Regions from separate parts of the Mus musculus genome. Here regions 2 and 3 are each linked to region 1. The links are chromatin loops, found by intact Hi-C in ENCODE. Cell type or tissue: heart. All regions are shown on one strand.

The links. Peaks named below come from ENCODE experiments on the same cell type or tissue, not always from the same donor. Only the 100,000 strongest peaks of a DNase experiment are listed, where the experiment ranks them.
Region 2: a loop joins it to region 1, with 2.1 times the contacts of the local background. A loop is called at or near these places in 3 of 42 quality-filtered maps.
Region 3: a loop joins it to region 1, with 2.2 times the contacts of the local background. A loop is called at or near these places in 2 of 42 quality-filtered maps.

The regions. Positions count from the first base shown.
Region 1 is chr3:151,433,392-151,441,391 of GRCm38, forward strand. It overlaps Adgrl4 (adhesion G protein-coupled receptor L4), which reads left to right and starts at 4,491. Exons shown (of 16, transcript NM_133222.3): 1 at 4,491-4,613; 2 at 5,847-5,996. The coding sequence starts at 4,592. In heart, a CTCF peak has its summit at 4,640; DNase peaks (open chromatin) are centred at 4,520 and 6,780; H3K4me3 peaks cover 1,002 bases; H3K27ac peaks cover 1,048 bases.
Region 2 is chr3:151,160,180-151,168,179 of GRCm38, forward strand. No RefSeq gene overlaps it. Among named protein-coding and RNA genes, the nearest start is that of 4930555A03Rik, 130 kb to the right of the region's middle. In heart, no CTCF peak of the experiment used is centred here; no DNase peak of the experiment used is centred here.
Region 3 is chr3:151,377,234-151,385,233 of GRCm38, forward strand. No RefSeq gene overlaps it. Among named protein-coding and RNA genes, the nearest start is that of Adgrl4, 57 kb to the right of the region's middle. In heart, a CTCF peak has its summit at 3,860; no DNase peak of the experiment used is centred here.

The DNA of each region.
Region 1 (8,000 bases):
CCAAACGCTGACACCATTGCACACACTAGCAAAATTTTGCTGAACTGACCCAGATATAGCTGTCTCTTGTGAGACTATGCCGGAGCCTAGCAAACACAGAAGTGGATGATCACAGTCAGCTATTGGATGGGTCACACGGCCCCCAATGCAGGAGCTATCTCAAAAGCCCCCCATACCCACCCCCCATTCCCCTACCCACCCACTCCCACTTTTTGGCCCTGGCGTTCCCCTGTATTGGGGCATATAAAGTTTGCAATTCCAATGGGCCTCTCTTTCCAGTGATGGCTGAATAGGCCATCTTTTGATACATATGCAGCTAGAGACACGACCGGGAGGTACTGGTTAGTTCATAGTGTTGTTCCACCTATTGGGTTGCAGATCCCTTTAGCTCCTTGGGTACTTTCTCTAGCTCCTCCATTGGGGGTCCTGTGATCCATCCAATAGCTGACTGTGAGCATTCACTTCTGTGTTTACTAGGCCCCTGCATAGTCTCACAAGAGACAGCTATATCAGGGTCCTTTCAGCAAAATCTTGCAAGTGTATGCAATGGTGTCAGCGTTTGGAGGCTGATTATGGGATGGATCCATGGATATGGCAGTTTCTAGATGGTCCATCCTTTTGTCTCAGCTCCAAACTTTGTCTCTGTAACTCCTTCCATGGGTTTTTTGTTCCCAATCACCAGATTTACACTAAGGAAAAAGTCTAAGGAAGGCGTGAGAAGGGGCATAGAATCCCTATGTGGGAATATAGTATCCCTGTGTGGGAACATGGTATCCCTATGTGGGAACTATAAACATGGCTCTGGGGAATGTCTTCATACTCACTGTATACTAATGCCCCGCGTTTAGGTGTGTTGAATGTTGCAAGTAGGATGTTGGTATGCCTTGTGTACCACATTGTGTTACACATAGTCCTCTGTCAGGTGCATGTTGCTGCTCCCATGTAGTGGGACAATTAAGTATCCGTAATACTTTTACCAGAGTCCACTCAGTATGAAGTCAACTGCTAAGCCTAGACTTTCACTGCAAAAACCTTCCAATGTAAAATCTGCCCTTCCCAAGAACGTCTCAAAGCTCTCCCGTTAGTTTTGGCTCTTAGAAACTGAACTAACAAAGTCCTCACATTTTGTCATAGAATGCACCAATGCACAAAAGCACAATCAGACAGGAAGCTTATAACTGGCTTCTTTCCACATGCTATACTTTAAGCAAAGTGAAGACTTAGGTGATTGCTGTCTGCAAAACTTAAACACGAGGCTGGAGAGATTGCTCTGAACTTAAGAACAAATACTGCTCTTGCAGAGGACTGAGGTTCAGTTCCCAGAACCTAGCATAGGCAGCTCACAATTGCCTGTAACTCCAGCTACCTAGCAATCAGGTACCTCATTTTGCATCAGGCCACCTCTTCTGGAATTCATTCACACACACACACACACATACACACACACACACAATTCCTTTGTAATTGCTGCTCCTAAAATGCTTCCCTTCAATGACACAATATTTTTATTGAAAATTTTCAAAAATTTCAATGTCTTTCTGAAATACTGTACAGACAATGGATTCAGAGTTATACAGTGAGCCCATGTCTATCCCCTTCCACAATACAGGCTTCCTCAAACAATGCATTTTAAAATAATTTTGATCTTGTAATGGGCAATCGTAAAACTCAAGCATCATTAAGCACTCTGTTCTTTGTATAAAATGATCCTTTGAAGTATGAATTCACTTCCAGATTTAATAAGAACACACAGAGAGAAAACACGTTTTACACAATATTCAAGTTTTAATTTGCTTTTGTTATTTTTTTTTGCAAGAATAACATTTTCAAAGATTTTATTATCGTCTTGTTATCTTTGGGACAAGCTAAAGTTTAAACATGTGTGGCAGAAAGGTGGAGTAAATTATTTTAGGTTAATGACTTCTTAAAATAGGTATTGTGTCTCGGTATATAACTTTTGTCTGAAAATAATGAGTTTCTATATTTAAGCCCTTTGAAGTTACTTTCTGTATAGGTACACTAAAACTCAGTTTCTCTTGACCTAAGAAACACATGCCATTTGGACTGATTCAGATACGAAGCCAGGGTCATTTCTTTTGTCCCTTCTAAGTGAGTCCTCATTCTAGCCTTCCTGTCTTTGTAGAAGAATCTAAGCTTTCCCACTTAAAACAACTTGAAAATCTCCACCCACTCCATCTCCAAAGCATTCTAACCAAGCCACAGCATCCCTGCATGGCCCAACCAAATCAGTGGGAAAATTCTGACTTTTCCTGATTTCTTTCAGGAATCCACATGTCAATGTCTCAGCTTCAGCATGCAGGGCCTGCCCAGGCAATAACTGGCTGTTTCTTCAACTATGTGCAGACTTCTCCTATCCTTTGAAAGAAAGCTCCTTGGGCTTCATTGTTCACATAGTCCTGGAATTCTCTACTATATTACTTTTACCCATTGCTTTAAAGAAAGAAAAAGAGAATAAAGAAATCATTTAAAAAAAAATTAGTAAACACTTTTTTCATGAAATTTAATCACTTAAATAATCACCTTTTCAAACTCCCTGACTAGCACTGTCTGATAGTTCCACCTTCTTGACACAATCTACAAAGGGAAGTATCAGGAGAGAAAGACTTTGTCAGGACCACCCACCCACAACACAGGCTTGGAGCAAACTATCCCGAGCTACCTTCCAGAGCAGCTTCCGGGCTAGCTGAGGGGTTGCGGGGAAAGTCACATGACAGTCTGGGGCAGTCACATGACATTCTGGTTTTCATTTGCTTCACATGTGGTGGGATCACTCTCAGGAACATTGTTAACTTACACATTTATTTATTTTGCTCGCCATAAATTAAGCTGGAAGTGTCTCGGGAGCACTGTGAAGGACAAGGGATGGGCCACCCAACCGTTAGCTTTCCTTGCACCTCGGTGACTGGTTTCAATAGAGCCCTCATCACTGTATGTTCCATGGAGCTGAGGGACACGAATGCTCATTTTGGGAGGATACTATGCATGCAATGTAGACTCTCAGCAGTCATCAGATAAACACTGGATGTGTCAGGGTTATGCCCCCACTTCATAACGGAAAACGGTGTGTGCTGATGGAATGAACTTCAGTTATTTCTTTACATCACCGTCAAGCAGTTTTCTTAGCTTGCACACGGTGCAGGGCACCAAGTTTGCACATTCCATTTGATAAACATTCACACAGATGCATTCATGTCATCACCAGCCCAGTCAAGGCGTGTGGCATGTGGGTAGCCCCAGAATCCCCTTTGATCACGTTCACAGTTCATCTCCTAGCTTGTCCCAACTTCAGGTCAATGTTTACTTTCCACTTTTATAAATTAATTTGTCTGAAAGTTACTTTTAAATTTTTAAGGTAGAATCAGTTTTTTTCTGTTTGAGTAAATGCCTATTTCTTTATTCATCCATTCATTCATTTGAATTTTTGAGTATGCTTTTTTTCCCCCAACCCCTCACAAATCCTTCCCATCTCCCTGCCCACTGAACTTAATTTTATCCTTTCTTTCACACTCAAATAAATGAAAGCCAAAACAAATAACAAACAACAACAAAATAAGACCAAAAATTACCAAAAACAAAGCAAAACAAAAAGCCCACAAAATAACAGGTGGTGGGTTTTGCAACTCTTGGTCATGGGGGCCTGCCCTGCAGTGTGGCTGATATACTTTGTGACAATTCTTTGAAAAAAATCTTGATTTCCCTTTTCCAGGGGATTAAATTGCAAGTAACTTCTTGGTTAGGGGTAGTACTTGGAGTCCAATGTCTGGTCTGAAACTGAGCAGGTCTTGTGTGTGATGTCACAGTCTGTGTGATTGGCATCCGCCATCTCCGGCTCCTATGATCTTTCTGCCATTTCTGTTCTCCAGCCTGAAAGATAGTCATTTACACAGGAGATTCATGTACCAACAAGTAAAGGGAACTTGGATGTAATGCGCAAATCGTACAGGCGCCGGATGGGTAGGATGGGTAAGGGCTGCAGTGGTGAAATGGACTTGACAGAGAAAAGAATACTTTGTGCTTCCGCAGTTTTTGGGTGGGAAGCTGACTTTTTTTCCCCACAGTTTTTCTCTTCGGTCCTTTAATCTCCTATCGGGTTAAAACTGAGCAGCACCAACAACAAAATGTGACAGAGACCCTGTTGCCAATCTTGGCCTCTTTTCCTTTCAGGACAGAAACCAGGGAATAGATAGGCAGTCAGGAACCTTCTGAGATGTGCTCTCTGCTGGAAGGAGTTCCCAATGGGTCTGTGAGATCTAAGTGCACAAGCTGTGAGGACACTGGTGGCTGCTCCATGAGCAATATGAAGCCACAGTCCCATCTGTAATCTGACAGGGAGTTGTGGCCACAGGCTGAGACTGGAGTCCAGGCTGTTTGGGTGAAGGGGCCTGGCTGCCGGACGGACGTGGCCTGCAGAGTCTGGGCCGTGCACACATTCACACAAAAGAGGCCGGAAAGTGACAGGAGGAAGCTGTGCGTCACAGGGGACAGAGCGAGACCCTGCGGTGCCTGCCTAGCTCCAGGACAGACCCGCACTCTAGCCTAGAGCGCTCTGCCGCCAGCTCCGGGGCTTCCAATGAGACTCCTCCCGCTTCTAGGTGAGTTGGGCTGGGCTGGGAGGCTGCACCGCGCCCACCTGCGGGGAACCAGGGAAAGCGCTTTCTCACTAGCTGGGGTTCAAGTGTCAAGTGTGTCTGGCAAGGTCTCCAAAGGAAAACAGACGCAGGCTCTCACAGGATGTTTTTCTGCTCGGCCTTTCCACTCTCGACCTTGCAACCCACAGCTCAAGACTATTACCTTTTTTCTTCCTGGAGAAATCCCGAAAGTCCCCGAAGTCTCAGTTTTGACCTTTCTAGTGACCAGCCCCAAGAAACCTGGGAATCTAAGATGCAAATGCGTGAGAGAAAGTTCCTGACATTTTAAAGCTACAAAAACCTGGCTTTGGTGATGCACGGGGACAGATAATAAATCACTTCTCTGAAGGCAAATTAATTCAGGTTTAGGAAGTACATATAGTCTTATGTAGGGCTGGGATTTAGAATTGACAGTGTAGGAATTTCTTGGTACCAGATAAGGACACTTTTATCTAAGATAACTGTTTTCTGAACAATGGCTTTGTTATCCATCCCTGTTCCCTACCAAGCTCACACTTAAGAGGGCCTGGAACAAGACAGTGAAAAGAAACACTCTATGCCTTTGCTTATCGGTTCCTAACAGTCCCCAGAACACAGTTTTGTGCTGAGTACAATCTTACCATACCGTGTTGAATTGTTTAATTTCTCCAATGCAAGTTAACGTAAGAGACTTTTTTTTTTGTCGTAAAAAGAGCAGAATGACAATTGCCGAATAGCATGGAAGGGACCTGGTGCATTTCTTCTCCTGTATGTGACAAGTGACATCTTAAAAATAAACGATTTTGTCTTGAAGAGACCCAAGTGTTTAATTTACCCCGATTCTGGAGAGAAGGGTGACTCCCAGAGCCTGAGAAGTGAGCTGCTCTGCTGGGGGGCAACACCTTCTGAGGTAGCCGGTTCACCTCAGTGAAGAGGGATACAGAGTTTCCAGGACATGATGAGCTCATGGTTTTTATTATAAGTCTGGATTCTCCAGCATGTTTTAGTTTTACTAAAATTTACATGCTATATTCCGTAATCTGTAGGCTTGGTCATTTCTCTGTTGTGATTTAGCTAGGAGAGTCATTTGAGGGACTATTATAATTTATCTCTCTAAAGGCAAGGGAATAAGAGCGTTTGGGGGGTATTGGTCTATAGCACAAGGGTGGGACAGATGTCTGCTGTTTTTGACAAGGTCTATGTCTTGATTTTCCTCAGTGGGTTTCTCCACTTTGCTGAATTGTTCCTACACACAAAACTGCAGCAAGACAACGTGTCTCCCCAATGCCAAGTGCGAAGTGCACAATGGTGTGGAAGCCTGCTTCTGCAGCCAGGGGTACTCTGGGAATGGCGTCACGATTTGTGAAGGTAAGTAGTCTTGATCTCCTTTGATCTGCTTGTGAGACTCAGTTCTGCGGTGACTCCTTTCTGCTCTCCATAAATGAACTTGCTTCACCTTCACTCATAGGTTCAGCTGAATGTAAAGGTTAGTCAACCAGTCAGAGAGTGAACTTCTCTGCCAAATACTCAACCAGTCAGAGAGTGAACTTCTCTGCCAAAATGTATTTTGAGTATTGAAAACGATTACTCCGTCTCTTTGTTTGTTTGTTTGTTTGTTTTGGAATTTAAAGATTTCTCTTGCATTAAGCCAAAGTCCAGGCACAAAAAAGAGAGTTAATAGCCTGAAAGCACACCAAGGCCAGCCTCTATTGACTTCTTAGATGCTTTCTCTGGTCATTAACTGCCTAATTTCAAGTTAATGTTAAGGGTAGGAAATAGAGATTTGTTGTGGTGGTGCATATGTGAAATCAGAGCGCTTTGTAGAAGGAGAGACAGAAAGAAAGACTACAGATGTTCTGGCAGCCTGGGCAACATAGATCCTCTCAGAAAGAAAGACAAAAGGAGAGAGAGGTATAGAAAGGAAATAAAAGGATAGAGATGAGACAGTAAGGAGGACAAAGAGGGTTAGCAGTGTGGAGAGAAGGAAAGGAGGAAGAGGAGAGAAGGGAATTGAAAAATTGCTTTTTCTCTCTAAGTTATTCTGCCCATAGAATATATTGGAGGGGGCCAGATGAGAGGAGTCTTTGTAAGGTACAGTTCAAAGAATTGACACGACAGGATGAACTCCACCCAGCAATCAAATTGGGGTGGGTTCCAGCCTGCGATCATGTCAGCCAGGGTTTCTCCCTACCATCAAGACTCTGCCTCCATCCTGTACCTCATCATCCTCCAGAGAGGCCACTTTTAAGTAGACCATTAGTGCAACATTCTGTACAGAGAGATGGAGAAGAACAGAAAATGTTGCAAGTCATATAAATTAGTTTCAAATATAATTAAATCTAAGTTCACATTAGAGCTATGTGGTGTTACACGCCTAAATGTATTTAAGATCACATAGACTTTTTCTAATTAAGCTAGGATATTGTGCTTTGTTAATATTGCATGTTGTTGCTTATAGCATAAACAAGTTGCGTCCCGTGATTCAACTTGATAGGCTCTTAAAAAGATTAAATATGCCGGATATACTAAAACCCAAACCTCATCGTAATTAGTTTAATGCTTTAAACATGTACAGCAAAGATGCAGTTTGCTTAATGGTGCATTAGATCAGCCGTTTCTGTTCTTACATCCAGCCAGAGTTTGTAATATACTATTCTACAAGTACTACAAAATACTTTCCATAAATAATCATAGTTTTTTAGTGTGTGTTTAATTGAATAGCATTAAGGCAAGCTGATAGCTGAATGACCTTCAAAATATTGCTTCCAGTATATCAGCACGCTTTCCCACTAATCATTGCAAATTGTTCTGTAGCACTTAGGAACAGCATTGCTTTTCTGTGATTTAGATACTTTTACTGTCATGATTATCATCATTAACATCAATAAATTTTCAGTTTTGGCCTTTGACAACCAACTAGCTGATAATCATGACTTTCATTGCTTCTTTGAAAAATACATGTTTTGATAAACGGTGTAGTCTCTGTACCCACTCTCTACAAAAAATTAAAAATACTTTCTCTTGGGAGAAAAATAAGATGCTAAAGGTCCTATGACTTGAAATTTCTGAACAGAATCGGTAATGGGAGTTATTTGCCTTTTTAAAAAAAATGATTTAAACGTAAAGGTCCTTTCCATCCAATGAAAGTTCTCGATTCACTTGATTTAGGAGTTACTGTCTGAGTCCACCATGCTTTCTAAAACTGCTACAGACTGATTTTCTTCATTTCAATACCTTTTTCAGTAGGTGTGCTAGTACATTCTCTCGAATTACACTTAAAATATTACATTTTCAATTACTGAAAAGCACAGATTATACGTTGACTATGAAGATCTTTTTGTTGAATTTTTCATCCCTCAATAGATATCTTGT
Region 2 (8,000 bases), 270 kb before region 1:
TAGAATAAGTGCTAAAGTAATAAATATTTTATTCTGATTTCAACCCTCATTTATAGATATGTGCCTGTCTAATACTGAAGCTCCTTTCCACCCAAACTATTTGTTTAAGGAGTCATTTTGTGTGCAATATTTAAGATGATCTTAAGCAGCTTCCACTTACCTACAGAGATATCAGTGGACACCGACCTAGAAGACGCCTATACCTTAAACAGAGTGTAGGTAATACTTCTCCTATCTAGAGCTATTATAAAGATTAGCTTATATGCTAGGCAAGAAGCCACCAACAACCAACAATAAAGCACAGCAATTGTGGCATGATGCTGTGATAGAAGCTAAGTAGATATGCTCTTGCTGTCTCTCAAAATACTACACTATATTCACCCCTGCCCTTAGGATGATATAAGGCAACACAAGGCCTGCATGATTAAAAAAAAAAAAAAAAGAATGTTATCAGTGATACAGTTTGGGGAGGGTGTGGTGCTTGATCTGATGACAGGAATTCTACTGTGAGGCAATTGACAGTTGTTGCACACAGTGTTTGTGTGCTCCACAATAGGGTGATTCACATCCTGAGCATAAAACATTTCTGCACACTACTCAAGCCACTGTGCAACTGAAACTTATGAATTATTTATTTCTGTAATTTTCCATTTATCATTTTCAGACTGTAATTGATCATGGGTAGCTGAAACCACAGAAAGTGAAACCAGAGATACGGAGTGACTCTTGTAATAAGCAAGAGCATAAAAATGAAACATACATAATTTTAGCATAGAAATAGGGTTAAATCAGCCTGTGTATTTAAAATGTAATTAAACATATATTTCTTTTAGTATCTGTAATAAAGCATGTTTAGTCAAAAATCCTGGATTAAGAAGGTAAAATACATTTTCTCTTAAAGTCTCAGAAATTTATAGACTTCAGGAGGCTCCCGGTAGCAGATTGGAGTGCATGGAATGTCAGGAGTATACTCAAAGGATCCAGGGATTGGGGATGCGGTTCAGTTGCTGTACAGGGGTGAAGAACTGAGTTCAAACCTTCAGCGTCAACTTAATAAGCTGATGTAAGTGGAGTCCAGTGCTGAGGAGCAGAAAGAGGAGGATCCCTTATGCTCTTGCATTAGACAAGCCTAAACAGTGAGCTGCAGACCCTGACTCAAATAGTAAAATGGAGAACAGCAGAGAAAGTCAGCCAGTAAACATCTAGCCTTCACACATGAATACATACCACCACCACATGTACACAGGAACACACACACACACAAAGGAGTGCACTTATGGAAAGTATTTGCCAACTTTGCATAATGGATTATGGTATTCCATTAAAACAAATCATGTAGGAATTTCATGTTACATAGATTGTTGTACAAGTGAAAGTGTATTCTTCAATACACTTGACTAAACATGTTTTATTTCAGGGACTACATATTTTATTTAAAATACTCAAATTATTTGTATTCTAATACAAAGGAATGATTGTACTCATTTCCATAGAGTTTTCTTTTCATGATTTGTATCATAGTGTTAAAACTAGGATGAGGGATCAAACACTGGAGCAACAGATGTTGACAGAACAAAACACTTCATATTCTCCGTTGTTATCCATATGTTGGATTTCAAATAAGCCCCTCATTTTTTATATAGAATTGATTTTGTATACCTTTTTCTTGACTGTATGCATGAGAATGATTAAAGCTGTCCACATGCATACACACTTCTTAATTTTATGAGTACCATGAACACTCAGTCAAATATCCTCAGTGCTGTATCAAATATACAGTGACATAATACAGTTGATCCGCAAAATGTTATTGCTCCCCTCTGTGGTCCAGCATGTATCTTAGAGCATGGAATCCAAGAGTTCCTATCCTCAGGCTGTGATGACATCAGAGTTGATGTTCTCCAGTAGAAGCTCTGAAGAGATATTTGCCTGGACAGCAGCAGGTGAGGACAGCACTGGTTCTCTAGTTTTAGAGACTATTGCTCAAGAGTTAGCCGACGCTGATTAGCACCATTGTTGCTTTATGTTATATTGTGGACTTGAAACAATTTTCATCATCTAGCTATGCAGAAATTCCTTTTGCTTTTACTTTTCTGTGCTTAGTTATTCCCAGAATGAAACTCAGGAGGGCCTTTGTTTTCTGGACAGAATTCTAATGGAATCATTTGTCTCAAGCAGTATGCGTCTTCTAGTTTTTCAGGCTCTGGACTAAAAGGGTGAGTGAGCTGCTTCTCTAGCCTATGTCATTTCATAAAATCTCCGCCAAATCCATGAGGCCCACAAAGCAGATCAGTTTACTCTTGAATACTGGTAAACACTACTAATCATGCTCAAAGTTGACTGTTGATTGTATACCTAAGCACCCATACAAATACACACATGCACACACATATGTACTTATACATGCAGTAATATATATATGCTCATATGCATGTATACACACAGGCACACACAAACATAGGCACACACAGAGAGATTCACAGATGCATGCACATGCACACACACACATACACACATGCAAAGAACACACAAATAAGCATGTCCACACATACACACATATGTACACATGCATGTACATACACAGGCATAGCAAGCATATACACAGATGCATAGACAAGCACACATGCTTATATGTACACACACACACATATGTGTGTGTGTGTGTGTGTACAAATATACACCTATGTGCACACATAAACATATATGCAAGTATACATGTACACACATAGACACACACACACTCACACACATACACACACACTCAATGCTGAAGACTAAGTCCAGGTCCAGCAAACATTAGATAGATACTGTACTGCTAAGAGAGATTCAGGCTCTCTTTTTTCTTTTTTTCTTTTTTTTTAAAAACATGGTTGCACTAAGCCCACCAGGCCGACAGTGAACTCACCTGTAGTCCGGACAGACCTTGAACTTGTGGTTCTACTGTTTCAACCTTCTGAGTGCGTGGAATTACAGCCTCAGCCACCAGGGCTCAACTCTTTTTTTCTTACTTATAAGATTCAGTTTTCATATTCCAATTCACATGCATAGGCTGACCTCAGCTTCCATCTCTTGGAATGTGCTTTTCCATATCCATTTCAATTTCCTCACTACTTCACGTTTTATTCATCAGCCAATCTGAGCAGTTAAGTGTTTACAGTTCATGACAAGATGGGCTGTGAAGTTCTGTGCCTATGTTCTTATGCATGGTCCAGCTGACATGTCACTTTTTATTTTTGCCAAAATCCATGTGGATGACAAACCTGAAGTGTAGGCTTTTATTTTTCTAAGCCTACTTTAATAAGTGTACTTCTTAACCTCCCTTCTAGCCACCACCCGCCAGAGGTCATGGAAAGGAAAGGTCAATAGGACCAAGGAGCATGTGTACCTGTTTAGAAATAGTTCTTTGAGTTGAATCCAATCTGTGTTGTGAGAGGGGAGGGGAAGGGAAGAGAGGGGAGGGGAGGAGAGGAGAGGAGAGGAGAGGAGAGGAGAGGAAAGGAGAGGAGAGGAGAGGAGAGGAGAGGAGAGGGGAGGGGAGGAGAGGAGAGGAGAGGAGAGGAGAGGAGAGGAGAGGAGAGGAGGAAATGGTTTGACTGAAATGGAGAAGGTATGATGACTGGGAGCAAAAAGAGTCATTTTTCTTTCAATTCATCTCACTCCATCTCAGATTCTCAGTGATGAGAGGATGGAGTGCTTGGAGGGAGACTGATCTGAGGATGTCTTGGACATACTGAACGGTGGGACAGGACACAATTAAGAAACCTGGTTCTGAAGACCAGATAAGTAGATGAAAGTAGGGGAAAGCTAACCCAAGTCTCCCAGGCAACAGAAGAAGTGATCTGAAATAGGAGAGGAGAGGTGAAATGCCTCCATAAAGTTGATTACAGCAAGCTGTCAATGTAACAATGTCTCAGTGTAGACAATTACAGAATCAGGATGGAGGCAGAACAATGTTTCAATATTGACAGGATGGCAGAACAATGTTTCAATACTGACAACAGATACTTTCTTTTGTACTCCAGAGGGGAAGTAACTTGGAAGCTACCTCTTAATTAAGCTAATAAATTAGAACATCTTTTGTCTATCTATTTGTTGGGTGGCTGTAATAGTCACATGGATGAGCATTACAAATTTATGGAGCTGGTGTTTAATTATGTAACTTCTTCATGGCAACTATTGTTTAGTTTCTTCCACATTGTTATACATATGTTTCTTTGTAGTTTGCTGGGAAACTAAAGATCTCCACTACCTTTGTCTCTTAAAATCTTTCTACCCTCTCATATAATGAGCCCTGTTCACAGGGAAGAGAGGCTGTGAGACAGATGTTCCAAATTAGTACCAAGCATTAAATAACACCTTATTCTCTGCACCATGACTAGATGACTAGTTATGTACCCCTGTGTGAATTGTCATATACTTTCAAAAGTAGCTTCTTTAATGAGGGCTTAAAGATACAGCAACCTAGGAGTATAAAGGTATGAACTGCCGGGGCAGTGAAAACAGTTTTCTATCTTAGTCTTAAGAAATATAGACTAATGAAATTCCTGTTTCAGAAACAGTAAAGGAGCATATCTGCCTTCTTAGAACTAAGTTCTTATAAACAAACTATTCTCTCCCTCCCTCCCCCCCACCGTGTGTGTGTGTGTGCATGTGCATGTGTGTATGAGTGTCTGTGTGTCTGTTTCTCATGTTTCCAGTTTTACTATTTAGTCGAATTTATTTATCAACACAATAAAAACACCAAAAAGAAACATGATTGATCTGAACTGAGAACTGACTTCATCACAATCATAGTGCTAATTTCCTTATGAGCATCCCCTCATTAAAAAGTACTCACCATGTTCCTGTGAGAAAAGCAGTTCTGCTACTGTTTGAGTGATGATGTGAGATTTAATTTCAATCTCAATAGCTAGTGCCAGAATTCTACGTATAAAAGTAACTCATTCTTGACTTGAGGACATAAGGATTTGAAGTACCCTGTGGGAATAGGTATGATAATGGCAAGAGCCCAGGCACAAATAAAGACATAGGACCTCATGTCTGCATAGAGACTGAAGGTGAGACACACAGAGAGGAAGTGACACTGATTATTGGCTAAAATAATTATCATCAGAGGTCAGATGATGAAGGAATCTGGCATTCCTTGTGCAGTTACAGCCTGAGATGTGTGAACAGAACCTTGCCCCGCCTGGAAATCGTATGAAAAGCCTTCTTTCACGTTTCATCTTTACTGTGATTTAACAAACATTGTAAAGAATTATACTTCTGTCAGTGAAGCTTTTTACTTTCCTTTAAATCATAGTAGAGAGCAAATTTATAAAGGAAAACAAGGAAATGAGCTCACATAATTAGAACAATCTACCGGACATTCCAAAAAAGAAATGATTGACCCAGTGGTAGCTAGGCTTAGGGAAGGTCTCTGTGCGTTAGTGGAACTAGGCATAAGACTCAGAATCATTAGAGTCCCAAGGTTTACGGGAGTGTGGTTGCTCTTGAGATTGTAGTTAGAGAAGAAAAGCCCTAGTTTAAGGACCAGGCCCTGGATTCAGCATTCACATGATAAGTGAAACAGCAAATAAGTGTAGAAGCATAGCAAACATAGGAATGTTTGCTCACAGAGACAGTTATGCGAGACCACCATGGGAAGTGTGAACCTCCTTACTCCATCAATGCTGCAGTCTATTCCTCTATAATGTTAGGGGTAAGTCCTACAAAACTCAAGAAATTACTTAAATTCCACAGAATATTTAATAGAATATTTAATATCACAATTATCAACTATAATATCTCAATCTAAAAACTAATGTTGTCTTTTTTACATTACCTATAAAATCATAGTTTAACTTTCTGAATAACCTTGATCAATCCCAAATATTACTTTTTTACTTGTCACAGGCATGGTCTGTATATAATAATATATAGAAATAATGTTTGATTATATATATAATAATTGAAAATTAAAATACACATATTTAAGATGGTTTCAGTTTGTGTGTGTGTGTGTGTGTGTGTGTGTGTGTGTGTGTGTTTGCACCTGTGGTTTCATATGATTAAAATGACATAGAAATTTTCATATTGTTTAATCATGCAGTAGGTACTTATATATGACAAACAACACAAAGCCCAGCATCCATGTGTTCATAGTGGTACTAGAGTACACATGTTATTCCAGTCATGTAGAATGTAACACATTGTATCATCTGTAGCATAAAATACATTATAAGACTAAGTAACATCATGAATACATGTATTTTCCCTTCTGTTGATCATAATTTTAAAATCTGGTCCTATAAACTGGACTGCTTATTGTTTTCAAACAGTATGGCCTGTTAAGACAAGGGCATGATTGTACATCACCTGTTTACTACATTGTGGTTACATCAATAAATACATGGAAAAATTGATCTGTATTATCTCAGATTCTGCAAACATTCTCTATGTTCTTGATAAGTGGCAAATTATCTAATGACACATATCTCAAATTATATGTTCAATATTAGTAATAACTATGTACATGCTAAATATATAAGTTTATATTCATTTTTTTACCATTACCCAATGTGTCAGAAAAGGAATTAGTATGACTAAGTATATTTAAAATTATTTATTTATTATTTATGAGTATGTGTGTGAGCAATTATATGTGTGCAGGATCCTACAGAGACCAGAAGAGAGTTTCAGATATCCTGGAACTTGAGTGAGAGGAAGTTCTTAGCTGCTCTGTGGGTGCTGAAATCAGAACCCAGGACTTCTACTTTTATAAGATGACCATCTCTCCAGCCCCACTAGGGAAGACTTAGAAGTCTATTTACTGATCCATCTTGGGTCTCTGGAATTTGTTTGCTTCTATTATGAACTGAATGATTTTAAACAAATAGTCATTAACTTCATAGGTTGAAGTTCTAACTCCAATACTCTTGGGTGAAATCTCTGGATAATATTTAGGTTAAGTCATGAAGGAGAATCCTGAATCCCTTAAAAATAGGATCAAAATAAAATAAAGTAAAGCCCCCCCCCCCAATTCTCTGAGGAAGTCCCTCACTGACACTCATCTTTGGGCACCTAGATCTTGAATTATTTATTTCAAAGCTATAAGGAATATTTTTATCTAAGCATATAAAATGTCTACATGGTAGTTTATGTTGACATCTTGAACTAAGGTATCTGTAATATTCTTTTAAAATTGCATTTATTAACACTAAAAGTGAAGTAAATTAGGACTATTATTTGAGACATATTATTATGTCTTTCCTACCTGCTACATTTCTTCCTATGGCATAATCAAAGTTAACTACTTAATAATTTATAATGAGACAAAAAAGTACCGTGCATTTAAAAGAAGATAGTCCACCCACTATCAACTGAAAAAAATAAACAGGAAATCTTTACACCAAACATCAGTTATAGGACATTCTAATACTCGATGCATATTTGGAAGCAAAGTCAACTAATAAGAGTGCATGAAAAGCTGTGTATTATCTAAGGAACTCCACTAATATTCTCTTTCTGGTACATACATATTGCAAACTAGCTTGTCATGTTTAATCATGAAGTGTCATGTTTATTATGTAAGGAATGTTGGGTAATGTTATATTAGTGTTCTCCATAGTAGTAGTATAAGTAGAATATGTACATGTGTCTACTCTTGCATCTGTGGTAAACCATTCATTTTGAAGAATTGTCTGACAAGTGTATGGATTGTGTCATGACCAGTATCTCCACAGAGGGTGGCAGGGCAGGGCTCAAATCCCAGCAAAGAGCCAACACTGCAGTCCCGCTGAAACATCCTGTGAGGGATCCTTTTTCTGCAGGAAGACTTTGACAGGAGTCTTTTGATTAAGTTTAAGTGTTTGTGGGAACAGATGAGATGAAGATTGTTTAATAACAGAGAAATCAACGTTAGTGCTGTCTCTACACAGAAGATTCTTAGCTGCAATCATGAGCTTACGGAACTTTATTTATTTATTTATTTATTTACTTACTTATTTTTAATTTTTTTC
Region 3 (8,000 bases), 56 kb before region 1:
AATCACCAAACCCAGACAATATTGTGGATGCTAACAAGTGCTTGCTGACAGGAGTCTGAAATAGCTCTATACTGAAAGGCTTTGCTAGTGCCTCAAAAATACAGAAGTGGATGCTCACAGCCATCTATTGGACTGAGCATAGGGTCCCCAAGGAAGAAACTAGAGAAAGGACCTAAGGAGCTGAAGTGGTTTGCAGCCTCATAGGAGGAGCAACAATATAAGCTAACCAGTACCCCCAGAGCTCCCAGGGACTAAACCACCAACTAAAGAGCACACATGGTGGGACTCATGGCTCCAGCTGCATTTTCAGCAGAGAATGGCCTAGTTGGACATCAATGGGAGGAGAAGCCCTTTGTCCTATGAAGGCTGTATGCCCCAGTGTGGGGGAATGCCAGGGCCAGAATGTGGGAGTGGGTGGGTTGGTGAGCAGGGGGAGGGGATGGAGGGAGGGTGTTTTTCGGAGGGGAAACCAGGAAAGAGGATAACATTTGAAATGTAAATAAAGAAAATAGCCAATAAAAAATAAAAAATAAATCAACCCCAGCATCAACAGGAAACTTCAGAAAGCAACAGACTCTAAATGAATTTCTCAAAACAGTTAATGGAAGAAACATAACTTGTTATCTTATCATGGAAGTGAAAAAGAATCTATGCTAAGACAAAAAGTAAAACCCAAAACTTGACTCACTAGAGCTATCTTAGAATTGTATGTAGAACAAGAAAATATTCTTTGCTTTTTTAAAAAACAGTTTTTTTCTATATAGTATATTCTGTTTATGGTTTCTCATGTCTCAACTACTAACAGATCTACCCTTCTCCCTTTCCAGCAAAATTCTCACCTTTTTGTCCTCTCTCTTCTTAGAAAATGAATAGACATCTAAAAATAGTAAAAATAAAATAAGATAAAACAAAAGCAAATAAACTCTAGTATGACAAAACAAAGAAAAAAGACATTTGCAATAAGAAACTTTTTTAATATCTTGTTTAATTTATTCCATATATATACATATATATGCACATCACATTATTCTTCCCTATATTATAGATCTTGTGTTTCTTTTTTATTAGATATTTTCTTTATTTACATTTCAAATTTTATCCCCTTTCCTCGTTTTTAAATAATATTTATGTCCTTTGGGTATTTCCAAACATATTTTGAGAGTAAAAGAAGATAGAAATGTCATTTTTTGGTTTTGGGGCTGTGGCTAGTTATAGCTTTTACCTTTTTTTATAAGAATGGGATATATAACATTAGACATTTATTCAGGCCTGTATCCCAGCAGGGAGACTTGGAGATGACATTAGCCATGGGCTTCTGCTGACAGGAAGCCCCCTCTGTATCTTTATTCACATGAGCCTCTCCCCTCGTTAGAGATCTACTAAAGTGTGTGCATCTGCTCTCCTTTCCAACTTGTTTTCACCACTTTGCTTCAAAAGCATATCCTAAAATCAAAGAAAACCTATTCATAATTATCTCTACAGTGAAGAGGTGATACTGTATCCACAAGAGGCTTCTGGCCTCCTCTCCTGCACCTCTAGGGCTGCATGTAGACTGTCCCTTAGTTTTCAGTATATTTTCTAATAAGCGTCCATGTCAACCAAATCCTGCTCATTTAATACATATTTTATTAGATATTTGAATAGTGAACCAAGTCATTATGTGCTGAATGAAACAATATCCAAAAATATTTCACCATTGCATTCAAACTTTCTGCCAAATTTATATTTAGCAAAAACGATTAAAAAATACATGAAAAAAACAAAAAGGCAACAAAAAAACAACAACAAAAAAAACCTTTCCCAAATTTACAGCTAAGTAGTATTGTAATAGCAAGAACTTTCTAAGAATTTCTGGCTACATTCTTTCCAAGAAATCAGAAAGATTCTTTCAATGTATTTTTATTTTCAAAGAGAAAATCAAAGAACTTTTTGAAAATATGGAACAGAGCAATAAAATGTTTATAATTTTCAATATCCACACATGCATGTCGACACTGGGACAAATACTAATCTCTGCTGTATCTCATGAGAGCTATTTTTGTTGATAATACTAAGAAAATATATTTCACAGTGTTGCGCAGAGCTGTGTCAATTCATGTATAGGGTACTATGCATAATTGCTCTCTTAATATCCATCACATGAGCACTGACATGATAGAGATATAAACTCTCCATCACAGATATAGAATTATGGGACTTCTATAGCAGTTTTAGAAACTGTTGCATATAGCAGATATGAACATGAATATAATTGTCTCTTAAGTTCTGTGGAAAATATATTTCAGGACCCTCAGAATATCAAGACCAAGAATTCTCCTCTCCTTTACACCAAATGACGAATTACTTACTTATTTTTTGAACACGTCTTCTCTTGAACACATCTTCTATGCTTTTGTGTTTGAAGTATTTGTGTTTATTTATGGAGAGCAATTTAATTGATTTTCAATACAAATACTTCTATTGTGTTGCTTAGAATGTCTGCATATATAATTTCCAAATATCTTTATCTGTTATTCAATGTATATGTAATGTAAAATCTATGCATACAGAAGAAAGACATATGCACATGCTGTACACACACACACACACACACACACACACATCACACATCACATACACACAATCACATACAGGAGATGGGGTATATCTCATTTAAAATATTGATTTTCAAGATTACATGGCAGAAAGTATTCATGCATTTTCCCCTAGGAGAATAAATATGTCCTACTAATTTCTGTTCTTTTGCTCTAGACTGGACAATATGGGGACATATCTCAACTTTATGAAATAGAGGTCACCATGGGGAGATCCCTCCTGCAGTGTATCCATAAGAAGGTCTGGAATAGCTGAGGGTGACGCTCCAATGTCCAGAGCTGATTTCCCTGGAGAAGGCATTCTGGATATGAAGTTTCTCTGAAACTCACATCAATAGCTGAGGGCAGGAGGTCATCATTAAGCACCCTGTGTCCATTCTTCAAGTGAACTCCATATAGTGACAGCTATATTTAACCTGGATGTTCTTTCTGCAGCCATCGGGGCTTCTTATTACTTGAAAATGGAATCCAGGGAACTCTTGGATGTGATTTAATAACTGAAGGGATTTCATATTTCTCTGTTGTTGCCTTATGAATGCACATTTAGAAAAAAGGTTGCTTGTGTGAGTCTAGGAGACATTCCTGGTAGCGAGACACATTTAAGCACGTGCTTACTGTGGTCGACAACGAGAAGAAAATGTACACTGCCCTCAGTTCTAACCTTGAAGAAAATTAAACAGGAAAAGGAAGATTTTTTTTCTCCCATTTATCTTTTTGATGGAAATTTTAAGCCCCTACTTCTCCTCTCCTAAATCCAAATTTGTATTTTGGAAATATACACAATTTGCAAATATAAAGCATTTTCAATCTAGTAAAAAACAAACCTCTTATTGTCTAATTATACATTTACTTGCACTGGGATGAAAGGGGATGTCTTCTGTCAAGAACATTTTAAGAATGATCAGTACATTATGTGCACACTCGTACTGAAAGATAGAAACCAGTAGGCATTATTGTAATTTCTAAGCTTACAAAAAAGAGAGACTGAAGACCTAAAAGTAATGCTTATTCTAATCTGAGTAGAAAGGAATTTCTCCAGTTGGGTGGATTTCTGAATGTCACTGTTTGCACTGCAGATTCCCTGTTCCACCCTTCACAACTATGTTGACTGACTGATAGTTCTGTTTTGTATTTTTTTTTACAAGTCAGGCTTTCTGACAGTGATCCATTAAGATAAGGTATGTTCTTTCAGCTTCCTGAGATGCAGTCCATAGCAGCTGCCCTTTTCAGTTTGTTGTCTGAGGTAACTGTACTCTGGGGGCAGTATAGCTTAAGCAAAATGCCTGACTTAGCCACACAGGAACTTTCTATAGTCAGATTTGTGTCTATCAAGTGCCAAGTGCAGTCATCATGGTTTCCATGTTGCTTCTTGGAAAGCTGTATTGGAATGCTGTGAACATCTTTATCCACGAAAATGAGCTAATTTTTAAGATTTGAGGAAGTGCTCATAAGGCTGTAGGAAGCCACTTTCTGTACCAAAACAGCCATCTCTACTACACTGTGGAGAACATCTCCAAAACTAAAGCAAATCTGCCTCCCAAAGATCTCTAACATCTATACATCTTACTCCCTTCACTCCACCCTGAGATACTGAATGCCACAGTAAGTATAGTTTCTTGCTCCCCTGTTATTGTTTTTGAGAATTTAAAAAAATTCATAAAGGATGTGATTAGTTTTCAAAGCCATGGAGTTTTCATATTTAGTAGAAAACATAATATAAACTATTAACTTTAAACCATGCTGGGCAACATCTATGAAACCTGGCATTCTGAGCCAAACTATCCAGAGAGTATCACAAGGCATTAAAATTAATACTGTATTTAATTGATCAGTTAAAATTAATCCTAATTTTGAGTATATGAGAACACCATCTTCGTCTCAATAACCCCCCCCCATCCTGGTGCCTTTTGTTACGTGTGAACAATGCAGGTGCTTAAAACACATTAGGAAAGAAACGGATGAAATAAGTTCTGAATGCTTTGATAGCAGTCACAGGCAGAAAGAACCACGTGATTGTAATACAGGAGAGAACACTATTGGAAATTGAGAAGCCAGGTGACTAGACTACATAAAAAATATTCTTTTTAAATATTTTTACTGTAGACACACAGAAATCTAAGTGAATCCTTTATACAGGGCTTATGTGTACCCCCCCCCCTTGGGGGAGGGAACACATTCTCTCCTATAGATCAGACCTCCATCCAATCAGAAATCAGTTAGCCCATAAGAAGCATGTACAAGACACATCTTGCCTGGCAGGTAAGCAGTGAAGCTTGTAAGGGTTGGTTCTACATTAGAGAAGGTGGCTTACTCTCTCAGCAGGCTGCATGGAACCTTATACACTTTGGACACTACCCAGCAGGGAGGGGGTTTCTGAGTCAGCCAAAGCATGTGGTGTCTTCAGCAACAGGGGACTTGCCATGCAGTTATGGGATGTAACCTAGGACAATGACAATCGTTTGTGTTGTTTTGAAGACCTCTGGGGCCTTGCTGACAGTAACTCCTAAACTTTGTACTGCGATTTTCATTTAATAACCCATGTCTTCTGGGAATGACTTTCTCTAGCCATGAAGAGTAAATATATTGGAATTTTTGCTGTGTGGCGGTGGGATTTATCTCTAAGTGATACTTCCTAACCATCTTCACTTAGCTCTTAAAAAGAATAAAAAGGAAGATTATAAAGGTTATTCCAAGGCGATAATATTAGTGATCTTCCGCTGTGTTCCCTAAACAAGCACTTAAATTCTTTAATCAATAACTTCATGTCACTAGTTGTCAGCAAGTAATATTTTGTGTGTTCGTTTATTTTGAGGGGGAAGAAGAAGGCTAAGAATTGATAGGCTTAGGCAATTCATCAGCTCTTGCACACAAATGTCCTTGAACTCTCTCTCAATCAATCAATCTGTCAATACTCTGCACATTCTCTGATAAGTGATAGTCATTTACAATAACAGCACAGAGAGGTTTTTACGTCCATAAATTAGGTAGCAAACAAAGCTGAAGGAAATGGCAAGATGCTCCACCCACTGTTAACGTCACTTACACCAGATGGAACAAGAGATTCAAAAATGGAGCAACTTCAGTAAAGCCCAGAAATGTAACTGTTACTGAATAATCAAAACCAGCAAGTCTAAAGTGTGTAAAGTGATACTTAGATACTTAGAATTTAATTCAAAGGAGTTTCGAGATTAAGTTCTCATGAACGCATAAGCTTTTAATGTTAAGCTTTTAATGTTAAAGAGCATAAGAAACACTTGCTTGACCCTAACAGCTGACTGAAGCCAGAACAAGATCTGCATGCACGTAGCATGATGAGACTAAACCCAGGAACAGGGAGATGCAGGCATTGTCCTATCAGAATGCAAGATCATTCTGGGTCTTAATATTTTATTTACATTTTACTATACTTATTGTATTCAGAAATGTGAGATTCATTCAAGACAAAACAAACACAGCAACCTCATTTATAACCAGCGGAGGAAATGAATTAAAAGGTTGAAGCTAGTGTGGGCGCATTGTACCTTAGGTGGACTGATGGCCTGGGTCAGGAGGATGAGCATTCTACACCCCACCCTCTCTCCACTTCCCAGCACATTAGGAACAAGTTCTGCATTTTTTCAAAGGAAAAGGTGGGGAGACGGAACTTCCTATTTTATAAGAGAAAAGGAAACCAAACCTTTAAGGTGTCTGGGCTTGATTTTGATCCTTCCAATCCACAGTTGTCATTTGTTTGTCAGATAGGAAGGAGTGCACACTGACCCAGGGGAAACCACTCCATCTGAATTATGACTGGTCTCCACCCCCAGCAGCCACTTAAAAGGGCCCTCTGCACTAGTAAACTATTCAGGTTGACAGAGAAAATCTGAAGAGGAACATGATAAAAACTCTGTTGTGCAAAAGATAAGAAAGGACAAAAGGCATCCCAGAACTTCATTGTCTGTTGAGAGCTCTGACTCATAGCAGAGAGGCCGAGCTAGGATACCAACATAAATAGTAACAGCCGCAGCTGCCTCCCTCTGACTTTCATCCCAGCCTCTTACCCTTTGCCCCATTCCTTAAATCTTAAGACATTTCCGTTTCAAATCTGGTGAAACTTAGAAATCCACAGGGAGAAATTAGAATTGAAAACTTCTCCTCCTTAAGAGCTGTTTTTCCACACAGGGACTGACCATTGCCTACACAAGTCTAGATTGATTTTGATGTATTCTGATGTCTTCAAGAATGTTGACCCGCCATCATTTACAGCTAATGTTGCTATTACATATTGGGCCACAGCAATAGGCAGAGGGCATTATATGATTTATTTGTTAAATAAGATTTTCATTTTCTGCAGTTTGACCTCTGCTAGGTGAACTAACCTGTCTATTCGTGCAACACATTGAAAAATCAATAGCCTCTGAAGGAACGTTGTGATAGGTGATGTCCCTATGCCGTGGACGTGGCATTCATGTTATTGGCCTCATTGAGCGTTGCTGCCAATGAAGCCCAGCTGACACTGTGGAAATTGGGGGAGGGAGGAGGACTTTTTAAAAATTCAGCTTCTTGTATTTTTTCTTTTATCATTAAAAATTTTTTGCCTGTTTGCCTGATGTCTTCAAAACTAGTTTGTCAGTCCTGCCCCTGTGAAATCAGTGAGAAAATTATTCTCCACATTCTTGCTTCTTGGAGGTTTATTGCTATTTACATGAAAGTGATTGTTTCATTTTCCCGGACATACATTCCATTTTCACATGTACCTATAATGTACATCACAAAAGAAGCAACTACTGCACAGAGGTTTGTAAGAAATGTAGCTAGATAAAGCTGAAAGTAGATATTCAGTGAAATTTTTCTAAATTAAACAGATATTCTTATTTTTATTTCAATGAGTTAGATTCATTATTCAAGTTTTTAAACTGAAGAAATGAAGTCAAAATTTGGAGAAAAGAAAGAAACTGTGGAGAGGATTTCTTTGACCTCATACGTTTCAAAGTCTACATTATGAAGTTCTGAATTTACCATTTGAAAGAAGTCATCGAGGCCCTGAGTTGTTTCTACTCCATACGTTCCTAGTCTCTCCCTTCTTTTGTCTTGTTAGTCATATTTTCAGCATGTCTTTTCCTTCCTCTTGGATCTGGTGTGTGCTGGTTGTATTCTGTTACTTCCATCATCATGGTAAAGGACAAGCTACCCTACCAAATATAGCTAGATGAAATTTCATCACTCCTGTGTGATCCTGTGGTTACTGGCAGATATCAGAGGAAGATGGTTGAGAAAGGGGCAACCCCCCAGAAGAACAGAGGCGTTATTTACACAGCATGCAGCTACAATGTGGTCTCTGTGAAGGTAGACCCAACGTTGTGTCTTTCAACAATGGTATTTTACCAGTGTTATCAACCGTCCAGGAGTCTCCGTATGTTTATCCAT